Linked DNA regions of Homo sapiens: all the other regions are linked to region 1. A link is a contact called in ENCODE Hi-C or POLR2A ChIA-PET data. All regions are on one chromosome and are shown on one strand. Each heading gives the region's core, a stretch centred on a gene start or an enhancer-like site at or near the end of the contact. The rest is flanking DNA. Distances are from core to core; before and after follow the strand shown.

The links. Hi-C counts contacts between places; a loop is a spot of excess contacts on that map. ChIA-PET counts read pairs that join two places held with the same protein, here RNA polymerase II (POLR2A). Pooled maps may share reads with other maps.
Region 2: a pooled map shows a loop between it and region 1 (8-fold over the local background). The contact joins the promoter of PRADC1 here to the promoter of SNRPG in region 1. A Hi-C loop is called at or near these places in 2 of 37 single-sample maps with no recorded cell type and 15 of 50 pooled maps. POLR2A ChIA-PET finds 5 or more read pairs at or near these places in 2 of 52 experiments (BJ and activated B cell).
Region 3: a loop to region 1 is called in a map of CD8-positive, alpha-beta T cell, with 30 times the contacts of the local background. The contact joins the promoter of SFXN5 here to the promoter of SNRPG in region 1. A Hi-C loop is called at or near these places in 1 of 168 maps with a recorded cell type or tissue (CD8-positive, alpha-beta T cell), 1 of 37 single-sample maps with no recorded cell type and 7 of 50 pooled maps.
Region 4: a map of naive thymus-derived CD4-positive, alpha-beta T cell shows a loop between it and region 1 (14-fold over the local background). The contact joins the promoter of DNAAF10 here to the promoter of SNRPG in region 1. A Hi-C loop is called at or near these places in 1 of 168 maps with a recorded cell type or tissue (naive thymus-derived CD4-positive, alpha-beta T cell) and 8 of 50 pooled maps. POLR2A ChIA-PET finds 5 or more read pairs at or near these places in 1 of 52 experiments (activated naive CD8-positive, alpha-beta T cell).

Annotation. Positions count from the first base shown.
Region 1 is chr2:70,291,372-70,295,410 of GRCh38, forward strand. SNRPG (small nuclear ribonucleoprotein polypeptide G) reads right to left here and starts at 2,369. Exons shown (of 4, transcript NM_003096.4): 1 at 2,247-2,369. The coding sequence starts at 2,278. LOC124906023 (a long non-coding RNA gene) reads left to right here and starts at 2,531. Exons shown (of 2, transcript XR_007086880.1): 1 at 2,531-2,561; 2 at 3,687-4,039. RefSeq lists enhancers at 1,127-2,034, 2,051-2,530.
Region 2 is chr2:73,230,905-73,234,943 of GRCh38, forward strand. PRADC1 (protease associated domain containing 1) reads right to left here and starts at 2,335. Exons shown (of 5, transcript NM_032319.3): 1 at 2,190-2,335. The coding sequence starts at 2,256. It overlaps CCT7 (chaperonin containing TCP1 subunit 7), which reads left to right and starts at 3,404. Exons shown (of 12, transcript NM_006429.4): 1 at 3,404-3,480. The coding sequence starts at 3,475. RefSeq lists a silencer at 2,382-2,591 and enhancers at 2,879-3,410, 3,052-3,101, 3,222-3,291.
Region 3 is chr2:73,069,925-73,073,963 of GRCh38, forward strand. It overlaps SFXN5 (sideroflexin 5), which reads right to left and starts at 1,788. Exons shown (of 14, transcript NM_144579.3): 1 at 1,680-1,788. The coding sequence starts at 1,781. It overlaps RAB11FIP5 (RAB11 family interacting protein 5), which reads right to left. Exons shown (of 6, transcript NM_001371272.1): 6 at 3,458-4,039. RefSeq lists a silencer at 727-1,516 and enhancers at 1,657-1,706, 1,907-2,386.
Region 4 is chr2:68,155,771-68,159,809 of GRCh38, forward strand. It overlaps DNAAF10 (dynein axonemal assembly factor 10), which reads right to left and starts at 1,757. Exons shown (of 8, transcript NM_138458.4): 1 at 1,491-1,757. The coding sequence starts at 1,673. It overlaps PNO1 (partner of NOB1 homolog), which reads left to right and starts at 2,118. Exons shown (of 7, transcript NM_020143.4): 1 at 2,118-2,371; 2 at 2,610-2,759. The coding sequence starts at 2,165. RefSeq lists enhancers at 1,000-1,932, 1,390-1,529, 1,810-2,049, 2,330-2,429.

The DNA.
Region 1 (4,039 bases), core at 1,119-3,618:
ACTGGCAAGACTACCGTGGCAGCAAATTTTAAGAAGTGGAAGGAAGAATTCAGTTAAGCCAGTGTATCTCAACTTCTATACTACTGACATTTGGGACCAGTTAATTTTGTATTGTTGGGGGCAGTCGAATAAGCAGTAGGATGTTTAGCAGCACCCTGGTGTCTACTCACTAGAAGCCGGTAGCACCAGATTCCCTACTCCCCATTTAAGAACACCTGAGTTATGCTACACCAGAAGGAGGGCATAATGGTGTAAAAGAAGATGCTATCTGTGAGAAAGCAGAGGAAGAAAAAATTTTTAAGTCATTTTGGCGGCAGATCTGACCGGATTTCACAATTCATGAAACCTACGAGGAAGAGAAAGGTATTAAAACTAGCTTCCTTCTCTGAAATTTTCAAAAACTATGTTATGAATCAGAAAGAAAATCTTAGATTACAAGTAGAGAATGGTCTTTTTGTTAAAAAAAAAAAAATCACCATTTCACCAGTCCCTGATGAATCCAGAGGATACTTACATCACCAAAAATAACTTTCAGATAAAAAGAGTAATTTTCACAATAATTTCTGAGTAACTTCTATTTTTTTTTTTTTTTTTGAGACGGAGTCTCGCTCTGTTGCCCAGGCTGGAGTGCAGTGGCGCGATCTCGGCTCACTGCAAGCTCCGCCTCCCGGGTTCACGCCATTCTCCTGCCTCAGCCTCCCGAGTAGCTGGGACTACAAGCGCCCGCCACCAAGCCCACGTAATTTTTTGTATTTTTATAGACACGGGGTTTCACCGTTTTAGCCATGATGATCTCCATCTCCTGACCTCGTGATCCGCCCGCCTCGGCCTCCCAAAGTGCTGGGATTACAGGCGTGAGCCACCGCGTTGGGCTTATGTTTTAATAATTAATTCCTTAACAGACCTAACTAAAATATACATAGAAGTAGTTTTCATACAAAAGATGGCTTTGATACAAATGGACCTTTAAATGCAAAAATATTATTATTTTTTGAAACAGAGTTTCGGTCTTGTTACCCAGGCTGGAGGGCAATGGCGCGATCTTGACTCACTGCAACCTCCGCTTCCCGGGTTCAAGCGATTCTCCTGCCTCAACCTCCGGAATAGCTGAGACTACAGGCGCACACCACCTGCCTGGCTAATTTTTTGTATTTTTAGTAGAGACGGGGGTTTCACCATGTTGGCCAGGCTGGTCTCGAACTCCTGACCTCAGGTGATCCTCCCGCCTCAGCCTCCCAAAGTGCTGGGATTACAGGCGTGAGCCACTGTGCCCGGCCGCAAAATTATTAAATAGGAACTTTACCTTTTGTCTGACTTCCATGGGCCTGGTAATAAATGAACTAACTATACACAAAGCCAACCACATGCTACGCCAGAAAAAACTGATCCCTGTAAAAATTTTGCATCCTTTGTGCAATCCAACTAATACATGTAGAATTCCAGCATCAGGAAGTATAAGCAAAACAGAAACGTAGTCAGGAAACACATAACCTGTTAAGTCCACTCAAAAAGTATTTGAGGAATTCAAAGCTTTACGTTGAGTCCTACCTAAAGTAAGGCTCTCCTACTTAAAGTTGTTTGACTTTACTGGGTGTGTAGAAAAAACTTCAAAAAATTAGCCTTCTCTGACTAGAAAAAATTAATGTTCTTAAAAAAAAAGAAAAATGAATGTTCTTATATAGTTTCAACATCAGAGCAAGATAACACATGACATTCAAGCTTAACGTAAAAGAAGGCAAGAAAAAGGAATGAGGTTTCTAAGTAAAAGCTCAAACACCTACAAACACATTTGCTAAGACTAAAGTGGCTTTCGGATTCTGATGCCTCACGTAGTTTTAAAAACACTTCCTTCCCTTCCAGCCCCTCCTTAGTTCCTTCAGAGAATTTCCCCCTCTAGCCGTCTATCTAGAACATGATACTATTCGAGATGTTCAACAAAAGGTAGCACTGGAGATCTTCAAGGAACGAGGGACAGCGCCGGGTGACCAGGGGCCAGACCGCGGGACCTGGAGACTAGTCGGCCGGAAGGAGGTGCCGTGGCTGCCGGCTGTAACCACACCGACGCGCGAGCTCTGCGCGGGCTTCACGTCTCATGCGCGGGAGCCTGGCCGGGATCCCGGCGACCTCGGACCGGAAGAAGAAATGAAGTGAAGCGGCTCAAGACATTCGGCTAACGGAGAGGGAACCAAGGGACTCGCAGGACGCAAATAACTGACCACTTCGGTTTGGCTCTCACACATACTTACTTTTTCAACTCGGGAGGGTGAGCTTTGCTCATGGTGTATACTCCGCGGGCTCACAGATGCCTTGGAACGCAACGCACGGCTTTCCTCACGCTCCCGCTGTAGGCCCGGCGTCTTGCGTCTGGCGTCATCGACCTCGTTAGCCAATGGATTGTTGGCAGTTTTTACATTTCACCTCGCGATATCTCAGCGCCTCGGTCATCGTTGAGCTTCCGGTTATGTCCTCAGCGATTGGCCAGGACGGAGGGGTGCGTCCTCTAGGCACCTTTCTGAATTCCGTTTTCCTTGTACAAAATTGAGATAACGGGTATTCCACCGGTGGGTATCCCTGCTCTTTTTCTTTTCTTTTTGAGACGGAGTCTAGCTCTGTCGCCCAGGCTGGAGTGCAGTGGCGCGATCTCGGCTCACTGCAAGCTCCGCCTCCCGGCCTCACGCCATTCTCCTGCCTCAGCCACCCGAATAGCTGGGACTACAGGCGCCCGCCACCATGCCCGGCTAATTTTGTGTATTTTTTAGTAGAGACGGGGTTTCGCCGTGTTAGCCAGGATGGTCTCGATCTCCTGACCTCGTTATCCGCCCGCCTCGGCCTCCCAAAGTGCTAGGATTACAGGCGTGAGCTACCGCGCCCAGCCGGTTATCCCTGCTCTTGTCTATGGAACAGCCAAAATAAATAAAAATAAATAAATAAATAAAAAAAGCCGGGCGCCGTAAATCCCAGAACTTTGGATCTCTTGAGCCCAGGAGTTCGAGACCAGCCTGTGCAACATAGCGAGACCCCTTCTCTATTTAAAAAATAAAATTGAGATATTGAGATAACGGTCCCGTCTCTAGCTCCTGGGCAAACCCGGCCAATCCCGCATGTCTGTGGATCGTATCGCTTATTTTCTTCATATATACCAATATACCAAATGATAATGATCCCTGGAGGAATGGGCCTCTCTCTATATATGTATATTTTTTTGAGACGGAGTCTTGCTCTGTCGCCCAGGCTGGAGTGCAGTGGCGCGATCTCGGCTCACTGCAAGCTCTGCCTCCCGGGTTCACGCCATTCTCCTGCCTCAGCCTCCCGAGTAGCTGGGACAACAGGTGCCCGCCACCACGCCGGGCTGATTTTTTGTATTTTTAGTAGACACCGTATTTCACTGTGTTAGCCAGGATGGTCTTGATCTCCTGACCTCGTGATCCGCTGGCCTCGGCCTCCCAAAGTGCTGGGATTACAGGCGTGAGCCCCCGCTCCCGGCTGGGCCTCTATATTTTTTTGGCAGGTAACCCTACAGCATACTGTCAGACCAAGTAGGGTTCCCGTAACATGTAAATTAGCAGCCTCTGAACCATTGTAGAGTAAGGTGACTGGGTCTGTCTCCAAGAATTTGAATCTATTTCTGACTGAGGGGTCTTGCAAAAAAAATTTTTTTTGAGATGAGTTCTTGCTCTGTCGCCTAGGCTGGGGAGCATGGTGTGATCATGGCTCACTGCAACCTCGAACTCCTGGCCTCAAGCAATCCTTCCACCTCAGCCTCCTGAGTTGTTGAGACTACAGGCGCACGCCACTGCACCCAGCTAATTTTTTTTTGTAGAGACGAGGTCTTGCTTTGTTGCCCAGGCTGTTCTCAAATTCCTGGCCTCAAGAGATCTGCCTGCCTCCGGCTCCCAAAGTGCTGAGATTACAGGGGTTAGCCAGCATGCCTGGGAATTCTGAAATTTTTCAAACACTACCTCCAGAACTCACTGATGTGCTATTGCCCCTGTATATAAAATGTGAAGTGCAGCACACAAACATTTTCTAATATAAGGTG
Region 2 (4,039 bases), core at 1,085-3,584, 2.9 Mb after region 1:
TGTTCCCTGAGCCTGGAAGGCCCCCTACTCCCACGCCACCCTACTTCCACCCCTTTACCTGACTCTTTCCTAGTCATCCTTCAGGTCACACCTTAAATGTCACTTCCTCAGAGAAAGCTTCTGCCTCATGATTGCCCTCCCATACCCATTCAAATGTACTTTTTAATAAATGGGGACTTTCAACATAATTTGTAATTATACAGCTTTCATAACTTTTCTTTTTTTCTTTTTTTGAGACGGAGTCTCGCTCTGTCACCCAGGCTGGAGTGCAGTGTTGCGATCTAGGCTCGCTGCAAGCTCCGCCTCCCGGGTTCACGCCATTCTCCTGCCTCAGCCTCCGGAGTAGCTGGGACTACAGGCGCCCGCCACCACGCCCGGAGAATTTTTTGTATTTTTAGTAGAGACGGGGTTTCACCGTGTTAGCCAGGATGGTCTCTATCTCCTGACCTCGTGATCCACCCGCCTGGGCCTTCCAAAGTGCTGGGATTACAGGCGTGAGCCACCGCGCCCGGCCTCTTTTTCTTTTTTTTGAGACAGGGTCTCACTTTATCACCCAGGCTGGAGTGCAGTGGCGCCATCTCGCCTCACAGCAACCTCCACCTCCCAGGCTCAAGCGATTCTCATGCCTCAGCCTCCCAAATAGCTGGGACTACAGGCGTGCGCCACCATGCCTGGCTAATTTTTTTTTGTATTTTTTAGTAGAGAGGGTTTCGCCATGTTGACCAGGCTGATTTTTTTTTTTCATTTTTTAAATAGGAATGGGGTCTCGCCTTGTTGCCAGGGCTTGTGATCCTCCCACCTTGGCTTACCAAAGTCCTGGGATTACAGGCGTGAGCCACCGCACCTGCCCTGGATTCATAATTTTTAAATATCTGCCTCTTCCACTTTGTAACTTCATTCAGTGAAGAGTCACCAGTGTCTTGCACAGTGGCTACAATATAGGGATAGCCCTATAAACTTTCCTGAATGGGTGAACAACTATATCTAGCTCCACAGCACCGATGAAGAGAATTTCCAGACCACTAGATTTTTCTGGGGCATGGGATCTTCTCCTCAGCACCAAAGTTTAATGTTGTACCTGGACTTGAGTCCCTGGTTTCCTTAACCCAGAGAGACTGCGGAATGTTGAAAGATAAAAACTGCTGTCATGGGCGGGCGCGGTGGCTCACGCCTGTAATCCCAGCACTTTGGGAGGCCGAGGCGGGCAGATCACGAGGTCAGGAGATCGAGACCATCCTGGCTAACACGGTGAAACCCCCGTCTCTACTAAAAATACAAAAAAATTAGCCGGGCGTGGTGGTGGGCGCCTGTAGTCCCAGCTACTTGGGAGGCTGAGGCAGGAGAATGGCGTGAACCCGGGAGGCGGAGCTTGCAGTGAGCCGAGATCGGGCCACTGCACTGCAACCTGGGCGACAGAGCAAGACTCCGTCTCAAAAAAAAAAAAAAGAAAAAAAGAAAACTGCTGTCACAAGTCTGTTAGTCTATCAACAAACTACCAAGTCACTACTGTGTACCAAGGATGGCATTAAGGCTTTAGCTGTCTTTGTTTACTGCCCAAATCACAGCCATCAGTTAGAGCTCCCATGGCTTGGCACTGGGCTATACAGTCCTGGGAGTGGGGACTCCCTCTCGGATACAAATACACCCCCAGAAAGCCTTCCTGGACTAGCGTCAAACTCACTCCCTCCTCCCCAACCCTTGCTTGCCTTTGTGTGTGCTTATTTGTGTAAGTTGTGGGTATACGTATGTGCTCACTTATGTGCATAGATGTATACATTTATGTGCTTGTGTAGGTGTAAACGGTTTGTGCGTGTGTGCCCACGTGTAGGAATGTGTGCTCCTGTGTACATGTGAATGCTCACATACATATCTCCAGCCTGTAGTATCCTTCCTTAGCTGTCCCTTCTGGTCGCACCCTAAGTCACCTGGGTCGGCGCTAGTGGGCGGGGAGGGGCGAGTGGGGAGATCTGCTTTGTCGTGGGAAGGTGAGGAGTCAGAGCTTCAGCCTCAGGCTGCGCCCACTTTATGTCCTTGGACCACCACCCACTTATTCCGGCCGCCCGCTCCCAGACCTGTCCTGCTCTGAACTCGCAGGGTCCCCAAGGTGACCCTTGGCCCCCAACCCGAGACGCGCGCAAGCTGGACGGCCAGCCCCGCCCTGCAACGCAGTCCCACCCGTTGCCGCTCACCGTGGGCCGCGACGCACGCGGGGAGCCAGAGCACGAGACAACACCAGCCCGCGGCGCCGGGGACCATCTCCAGGGCCGGGCCCGGCCCGGCGCCGCGTTTCCTCTCGCCGCCCCGCCGCGCGTCGCTCGCAGGACTTCAGCCTGACAGCTGCTCCGGCCTCCCGCCCACATACCCGCTCTCGCCGCGGGCTGGACGACGGGAACGAGGCTCAAGGCTGATTGGCTCTGACGCCTGCTCATGTAGCCACACTTTCCGCCTCTGCGCCTTAGCCTACTTCCTATTGGTCGAGAGAAGTGGAGCCGGGGGCTGATTGGCTTAAACTCTTAACAGCTACAACCGGCCTTCGCCTCAGCCCCGCCCCAGCATACTCTCCGGGTCCTCGCTGGCGGTGGGCGGGCCAGGGAGGACAAGCACTGGAGGTGTGCCCGTAGCCGGACTTGCTTCAGCTGTCGATAGTCGAGGCCGTTAACCCTTGCGGTCTCGGTCCTGTCCACTCCAAGGCCGCCTCGATTGACGACGATTAGCCTTCTCCCAGCTGCGCTTCCCTCCTCCCAGCTGCGCTTCCCTCCTCCCCACGCCTTCACGGGAAGGCACTCGTCTTGCGCCAGGGGGTCTTCCGCCCAGTGCCACCAACGCTTGCGCGCTCACCGTGGATAGGCGCTGGGGCCGCGGCCTGGCGCACGCCATCCACGAGGAGCCTCTGGCCAGTGCAAAGCCAGAAAACGGGCATTGGGGGCAGCTTCCCACGCTCGTCCCGTTGACACTGACTATGTAACTGTGACACTGGACACCTTGACCTCTCAGCCTCCTTTCTGTCATCAGTAAAATGGCCTTAATAGGACCAACGCAATAGGGTTGTGAGGATTAAATGAGATCGCTCACGTAAAGTGCTTTGGCACCAGCCTATCCCACACTTTGCGTCCCACACTTTTGCCTTTATTGCATTCCTTGGTCTGGCGTCCGGGGATGGAGGAGGGTGGAATTAAGTTAGTAGGTGATGCGGGCCGAGCAAAGACCCTCCGTGCTCTAAGAAGCACGACCGAAATGCGGCGACCCCTCTTTAATGAACGCCCCTCACTAGAGAGTCCCCGAAGCCCAGCCTCAGGTCCTTCTAGCCGCACCGAGTCGGTGGTAACGAACCATAGAGTAGCGGAAGTGGTCCGTTCTCTTCCTCTCCCGGCCCAAGCTTCTGGGTATTTCTATTGCGCGAGGCATTGTGGGTTGCTGGGCGGCCCGGTCTCGGAGAAGAGGGGAGAGTGGCGGGCCGCTGAATAAGCTTCCAAAATGATGGTGAGTGGCGTCTCGCGCATCCGTCGCCATCAGCTGCCATCTGGCCGGTGGCCGGCGCCGCTCGGCCTGGGCTTGCTCTGTAGGACCCTCTTTTGCTTGCCGCCTCTGTCCTCGCCCAGATCCCCAGCTTAGGGGCGACCCCAGCCAGCCGCGGCCTGGCTCGGCCCGAGCACGGCGCTGGAGCCGTTGGCGAGGGCTGCGTGGGGCTTTAGAGGAGTCTCTGGGCTGGCCGGTTGGGGACTACAAGTCCCAGGGTGCTTCGGGCCCGCGAACCCACGTCGGGGACCTCTTTTTTAGCCCCGCATGATCGGGACTTGCGTGAAACGAGTGCAGGTCGGCCGTGGTTACGCGGTCGGCAGCTAGACTTGGAAGCTGGGGCTGCTCTGAGATTTGCGGGCTGTAAAGACGTGTGCTTCTTGGAACCGGCACAGGCACATTGGGGACCTCATATTGTGCCCGCCTAGGGACTCACTATGTTCACTCGCTGACCCTCACCGCAGCGTGCAGAGAAGCAGACGCCTTCCCTAGTACTTTTAATTCATTCACTCATTCGCTCAGT
Region 3 (4,039 bases), core at 538-3,037, 2.8 Mb after region 1:
CCCTTCTTGCAAAAGGCCTACAGGGGGTTTGAGGAAACCAAGTCGTCACACAGCAAACATTTAGAAGACCACAGGGCAGACTGTATGGAGAGCTATGAGGATCTGACTCAGGTGGCCAAAGAGATGTGCAGGAGGAAGCCTGCGATCTGATGGGACCAGAGAAGAAGGGAGCAAGTGTTTGCCAGAGAGGCAGGCCCGACTGAGCCTTTAAGAACGAGCAGAATGGGGGTGGGAGCGGGGACAGGCAATGTAATAAGGTCACTCAAGTCCAGGCAGGGACACCCCGACACTCTCGCCCTAGATGGCCTCCTACACTGGAAGGAAGATGCCAGTCTCGCCTCGGATACCTACATGCTGAGATGGCCTACTTTTAAAAGGAATTAAAGTCCTGTTAAGAAACACTGGGGACATTTTTTTCAGACGGCTCAGGAGCCAAGTTCCCTAATTATCAGCAAAGCTCGGGGCACCCCCTTGCTGGAACCAGTCCCCTTCCACCACAACAACAAAAAAAGAAAAAAAAAGCCACCGCACCGACCTTAGCACAATTTCCTTTCTTCCTTCAAAGTTCTTTTCTGGCCGCCTCGGCTGCCGCCCACCCCTGGCAAGCCCCGGTTCACTTCAGCGGTCTCTCTGCCTGTTTCCTAATAAATTCCGTCTCATTGGTGCGGGAGGCGCGGGAGCCCGAGGGTCTGCGGCGCGGGAGCGGCCCCTCCCCGGCTCCGGTCTCCGGGCCCAACCAGGCGCCCGGGCTCCGCGTTCCACCCCCGCCTCCGCAGTCTAGGGCCGAGTCGGCGACGCCCCAGAGGAGGTCCCGGAGGGAAAGGACCCCTGTCGCCGTGCCCCGAAGAGCCTGAGCGGGTGTGCCCAGAGCCAGTCCCCGGCGGCGCGGGGGCCCGGGCGCGGGAGACCCTCCGCGGAGAACACAGCGAGGAAGAGGCTGGGGGGGGGTTCCCAGGCGGCAGCCCCTCGGAGGGACGACGGCCCCAGGGGATGACACAGCGTTTCCCCCGCACGCCCTGGCTGCGTCCCCTCAGGGCATCGGCCGGCTTGCTGCGTCAGCGAATCCTCAGCCCGAGATGGAGAGCAGGGACGGGGGACGCCGGACCGCCGCTCGCCTCGGCACTCGCCCCCTCAACCTGCTGCGCGCGCCGAGCCCGGCTTGGGGGCCAGGGCTGGGGAGTGACCGCGGGGCGCGACGCTGCCCGGCGGCACCGCCAGCAGCTCGAAAGGAACGTCAGTCCCCACCGGGGGAAAAAGTTAGAAGGCATCCCGGCCACGCCAACTTCCCATCCAGGGCCAGACTAGAACTTTGCGTCCCGGGCGGGCAGCTGCACAACCCGGAGCGACCCTGAGCAGCCGCTCGAAGCCGGGCGCTCGGGACCTTGACCGCAGCCGCCGGTGGCCAATCACAGGGCGCCGCGGGCGGGAAAGGCTAGAGGGCGCGGGCAGTCGGGGAGTGACGGCGCCAAGGGCCAATAGGAAGCCAAGATGGGAGTCCGCGCCCGCCCCGTTGACCAATGGGAAAAGGGTGACTGTGACCGAGGTTCCCCCCCTGGCGCTAGCTGCAGGCTCCGCTGGCCGCGGGTGGGAGACCCTTGGGCGGAAGGGGACTTTGGAGGGGAGTTTGCTCGTCCTCTCTTTGCCACCCGCCGGCCCGCAGACCACAGCCCGGTCCTCACCTGCTGGAAGCGGGGTTTGCCCAGTTGGAAAGGAGGTGCATCGCTCGAGGCGCTAGCGGCACTAGCCGCCGCCGCCGATGCTGTAGTCGCTGTATCCGCCATGGCCACTGACGCCCGCAATCTCCGGCCCTTTTAAAATGTCCCTCCTCGGCCCCCGCCACAGCTGCCTCTCCCGATTGGCCCTAATCAACCGCAGCGAGCGGGAGGCGCAAGGCGTTGTGGGGAGTGTAGTTTTTCGCGTCGCGGCGCTTACAACCGTAGACTGCGGAGAGTTGCGGCCGTCCGGAGAGGTCTCGGTGCCCGCTGTCCGCGTTGCAAGGTGCAAGGTCGGCAGTCCAGGAAAGGTGTTCCTGTACGACGACCACGGGCCACCCCTCGCTGCTTAGTTGCCCCCAGAAGTTAGAGTTGCTGCCGTGGGCGTCGCTCCTGGGGCCAGGCAGCGCAGAAGGGTCCCATTCAAGGGGGAACCTGGGACCAGATGGGCAAAGACTCCAGGCGGAGTAGGGTTAACCTCGGAAGGCTTTCTCCAAGGAGTTGCACTGCGGACCTTCTCGTACTTTCCTCCGTCGCCACCCTGCCCACTCGTCCTGTGCTCTCCGGCTGCCCTGACACTCAGTTCCTGGAGCATGCTGGGGCCTGCCCGCCTCCCGACCCCTGAACATTCTGTACCCGGAAGACTAAATCTTCGCCTGATGCTGGCTTTCTGGCTTTAGCCTAAACATTGCATTTCCCAGTCCATCACTCTGCTTGCACAAAATCCCACAGAGGCTCCGTGGCACCCAGCACTTCTCTTTTGCACTCACAACTACTTACTGTTCTGGACAGTCTTTCTTACTGTAAAGTTCACAGGGCAGGGGCTATGACTTTTTGATTCACTTCAGTTTTCAGAGCCAGACATAAAAGGGCTCACAGTAGAGACTCAAATAAGTGTTGGCTGTGAGTTCATCAGTGGGGGATTAAGAGCCCTGGCAGCTTTCACCTTGTCTGGCCAACCAAGGAAGATCCCTCCTGGGCCTAATTCCTGGGCAGGAGGAGAACTTGGGACTAGGGTGGGTGGGGAGGGTGTTAGGTAAGGGGGAGTATTACAGATTGTGGAGTAAGGATCAGTATGGATAATAAACACATACAGTTGTAGAATGGATTAGCTGAAGATTCCCAGCTGAATTACCTGGTCAGTGAGCCAGACTTCGGGAGCTGCCTGTTTTGCCCAAGATGACAGTAGAAATATTTGGTCTTCTAGGGAACTCCACTTTGGGTCTCATTAGTCTCGTGGTGGAGTGCAGGGTTGGCTCATGTCTGCCAGTGTTTCTGGACACTACATGAGCTGTAGCAGTCAAAGTTTTTCATCCTCTAGTAGTTGAACCACAAGAAACACTTTTCATAAAGCTAGGGGGAGATTCTAGCTAGCCACGAAGAACAATTTGTATCTTGGATTTGTATCTTATCTTAGAGATTCTATCTAGCCATGAAGAACTATTTGTATCTTGGATTTGTATCTTATCTTCCCCTGCTAGACCATGCAACTTGAGAATAGGAATCCATTTCTTACCCTCTGTATTACCAATAAATGGGCCCATCTTAGGTGCGCAATAAATGTGGGTACCCTGGGAGTCAGAAAAGACTAAGTTCAGGCTGCTGGGCAACACTGTGCTGCTGCCCCCTTATAAGGGGCAGGGACAGTGTCATCCAAGAATCCCATCACCTTGATTTAAGGTGCTTTCTCCCACAGCAGCCTCCTGTAACTGTTCATTCCAAAACAGGAACACAACAGAGCCACCTGCAGTACATGAATGTTTTATTCTTCATAAAGTGCTTAAAACATGAAGAACAAGCTCTTTATAAAGAGCCTTAACTAGGAAGACAAACAGCAAAGCAGAACCATGCCTGCTCCCTGCCCAACCCACCTGCAACTTTCCTCCAAGTGTGGCTAGGAGAAGAAACATCAACAAGGACCCTGGGCTTCGATTCAAAAACTCCTCTGAAGCCATCCATGCCCTGGGCATTAGGGAGGCCCACAAAGGTCAGGGCCAGGGCTGGGAGTGAATAAAGCCCAGAGGAATCCCCAGTAGGGGGGGTGACTCCCCCTCTCTCAGAAAAGATACTTACTTCTCTAATACCCAATGACCCCCAAAAGCATGACTGAAACCCTGGGGACCAGTGGATACTTTTCTCAGATTTGATGAGTGGAGTTTAAGGTAGGTAACGTTACAGGGGCTTTCCTCCATGTGTGGCGCTCCTCTGCTCCATCCTGGCAGCAGACAGACATCACCCAGAGGGCACGTGTCTGCCTGAGGCCTTCCAAAAGCAAGCCCACAGGCCCTCTCCTGAAGAAGTGGTGGTCCCAGAGGAGCTCTTGCCTC
Region 4 (4,039 bases), core at 507-3,006, 2.1 Mb before region 1:
CATACATTAGATAATCTGAACTGAACATTGGAATAGCAACAGGTAGCCAGGCTTGGTGGCTCACGCCTGTAATCCCAGTATTACGGGAGGCCGATGTAGGCAGACTGCTTGAGCCCAGGAGTTGGAGACCAGCCTAGGCAACACGGTGAAACCCCATCTCTACCAAAATAAAAAATAAAAAAATAAAAAGTACAAAAAAATTAGTTAGGTGTGGTGGCACACACCTGTAGTCCCAGCTACTTGGGAGGCTGAGGTGGGGAGGCGGAGGTTGCAGTGAGCTGTGTTTGCACCACAGCACTCCGGGCTGGGTGACAGATTGAGACCCTGTCTCAAAAAAAAAAAAAAAAAAAAAAAAGCCACTGGTTACCAGAAGCTAAGTGATGAACAATACAAGGAACGAAGGAAAGGTAGAAAAAAATAAGCCATGTTTCATGTTTGTCATTCAGGGAAACTTAAAGCGGGATGGGGTCTTACATACTTTCTATTCTAGGCTTAACAGTCCAAATTGTATTCATCCTTTATCTACCAGTTTAATCCCTACCTCCTCCAAGCAGATTCTCTCCATAGGTTTTGATCCCCAGAGTTAACCTACCCTGCACTTGTAGTCTATTACAACCCTGATCTGATAATGACTGATCATTTTTTCAGGTAACAAAATCAACACTTTTTAAAAACTATAAACAGCTATAAAATGCTAGTTACTATCATTATTCTCTAATTCTTTCACTAGTAATCTTCAAAAAAACCTTGCAAACCTAATCTTTCCACACCCTGCTTAAATCCTTTCAGTTGTGTCCGTTTTTTCTTAGAAAAAAGGCATAAATCCTTTGAATGTCCTACAGATCTTGCAATGTCTGGTTCCTGCTTATCCCTCTAGTTTCTTAAGGAGATAAACTTCTTCCCATCACTGAGCTTCTGCATGTGCAGAAGCCCTGGAAACCTTGTCCTTTACTCCTAGTTTGACCTAGTTAGCTTCTGCACATACCAAAATCTGTTTTCATTCATCCCAAATCTGTTTTCACTCTCATTGAACCGTAACCGTGTTCCTTTGTGTGAGACAACTCATCTCGGTTTGTATTTATGTATCGTTGCTTTGATTATTGAACTGAGTATCTCTCCCACTAGAAAATAAACTCCATGAGATGGGGGACATTACCATTCACATCCCTGGGAATACCAGGCACTCAGCTGATGCCTGTCGAATGTGTTAGGTTGCCTCTTCCAACCACACTGCAGGCATCCTGGTGCCCGCTTTGGCTGGACTGCACTGGGGGTGGCAGGACGGTTGGGCGCGGAGGAACTACCCCGCGGATGAGAAGAAAGGTTTTAAATAGGAAACATTCCTCAGTCGGCGGTCAGCTTCTCTGGTCTCGCGCGGCTCAAGCCATGCTTTGGGGGACGCTGGGCGAAGGCTCTGGCAAAGAGGAATGCAGACCCCAGGATCCGCACTCGCCCCCAACGGCAGTCCGGATCCTCGACCCGGCACCCACCTCCCGAAGCAGCTTCAGGTCCCCGTGCTGGATCTCGTACAGCTGAATGACGCCGGTGCCCCGTGCGAAGTTGCCCATGGTCACAAATTTGGCGCTGCAGGGCACCCACTTACAGTCAAACACCGTGTAGTTGAAGCCCTTCTGGATATGGGCGATGATCTGAGGCTTCTCGAAGGCCGACATGGTGCAGCCAATTTCAGCTACGGCAACCGCCACACCCAGAGCCCCCAAAAACGGCAACCTGGAAACCAGACTCCAAACATTGGCAATTTGTCCCTCCCGCTTTCCGTATTCTGCCCCAGATGCCCTGGCATGTTGGCTGTAGTTATCCCCGGATAATGCCAGATGCGCTCCTGCGATCGCACAGAATGTTCCTTCACAACAGCACGAATTTGTTTATCGCCTTTACCCACTGCCTTTCGCACACATACATACTAGAGATTACAAAATACTTGGGCTGGGAGTTGCGCGGCTGGAGTGAGCCCAAGACCATCAGGCATATCTTAGGACAGCCTAACCCCGTTTTCCCCCCCACCGGCCCCAAATCCTGCAGGTCCCCGGCCTGTGACGTTTTAGGAAAGGGGCGGAGCTGCAGGGGTGGTTGGCTGAGGCTGGCTTCTGCGTGGTGCAGCTGCGCACGTGTTTCAGCCGGCAGCGCTTTAAGATTTCCGGGGATGGAATCCGAAATGGAAACGCAGAGCGCCAGGGCAGAGGAGGGCTTTACCCAGGTCACCCGCAAGGGTGGCCGACGGGCGAAGAAACGACAGGCTGAACAGCTGTCCGCAGCAGGAGAGGGCGGGGATGCGGGCCGCATGGACACAGAGGAGGCCAGGCCGGCGAAGAGGCCCGTCTTCCCACCCCTCTGTGGGGACGGGCTCCTGGTATGTGGCTGGGACCCTAGGACAGCAACGAGGCAAGGGCCAGACGCGGATCAAGCCGATGGCCTCTGGAGAATGTTGAAGCTGCGGTGGGGCTGTTCTGCCGTGATGCTCAGAGAGAAGTGATTCTTTGAAGTGTAACTAGTTCAGTTAAAGGAGGCCCTTTGTGGATCAGATGTCATTTTAAACTCCATCACCGTCCCTCCATAGCCTTCTGAGTTGTGTGTTCTTTTATTTACAGAGTGGGAAAGAAGAAACAAGGAAAATTCCAGTCCCAGCTAACAGATACACACCATTGAAAGAAAACTGGATGAAGATATTTACTCCTATTGTGGAACATTTGGGACTTCAGATACGCTTTAACTTGAAATCAAGGAATGTAGAAATCAGGGTAAGGAAAATCTCAATCATTTCCCAATACACCAGGCTTTCTCTCCTACAGAGATGAAAAGGCATGAATAGGCTTTACTTAATGGGACTTTTCTGTTGTATGGTTTTTGTCCAGTTTAAAAATTTACCATATTGAGTTTGAACTTCCCAAATGCCTTAAAAATCTGCATTCGATACAAATATTAATTGAATTTGTAAATTAGTTCTGAGATCACACCAAAATACTGGCTCTTCTTCTGTGTATCTTTTATAATGTTCTATGTCAAATTGAGAAAAGGTCGAGTAAAGAGATTGCCATAAACAGAAGCAGGTAAATAATGAATATAAGCACTTGCTGCTTTACAAGAAGTATATACAGTCAGCGTCGGGAATATGTTCTGGGATATGTTTTGTCAGATGACTTAGTCCTTGTGCGAATATTATAGAGTGTACTTACACAAACCTAGATGGTATGTGTATATTTGTTTATATATTTTTTTCATATGGAAAACCAAATGTCCCAGCACCATTACTGAATATCAGTCATTTCATCTACTTGATCTGCATTGCCGGTATCCAGTGCCATATATCAGGTTTCTGTATATTCTCCATTATACTGTTATGAGACCACCATGGTATGAGCGGTTGGTCACTGATCAAAATGTCATTATGCAGTGCATGACTGTGTTTTAATGGTGCTCTTTTGATTAAAAAATGTATTATTTTGATAAGAAACATGCATATATATGTGTGTGTGTGTGTGTGTGTGTGTATATATATCTTTTTATTTTGCTCTTTCACCCAGGCTGGAGTGAGTGGCATGATCTTGGCTCACTGTTAACAGGTGCCTGCCACCAAACCTGGCTAATTTTTGTATTTTTAGTAGAGACTGGGTTTTAGCATGTTGGCCAGGCTAGTCTCGAACTCCTGACCTCAGGTGATCACATCTCGGCCTCCCAAAGTGCTGGGATTACAGGCGTGAGCTGCCCCACCGAGCCTATGTATATATTTTAAATTCTGTGCTATCAATCCGGGAATTAGACATTTAAATTTACTTTGGGCTTTCTTTTCTGGGTGCCAATTTCATACCAGAATCGATAACCGAAATTAATTATATTTTCCTTTTTAAGGATTCTTTTACCATCATCCGGACTGGTATAGTCTCATCTCTGTTAATGGAATATAATAATGGAACAAAGAAAGGCACTATTCTAAATAGTTGATAAAGTGTAAAATATCATAGAACATGATAGAGTAACTCCTCTTTGTCCCTGTTGCCATTCTCTCATTCAGGCTTTTATG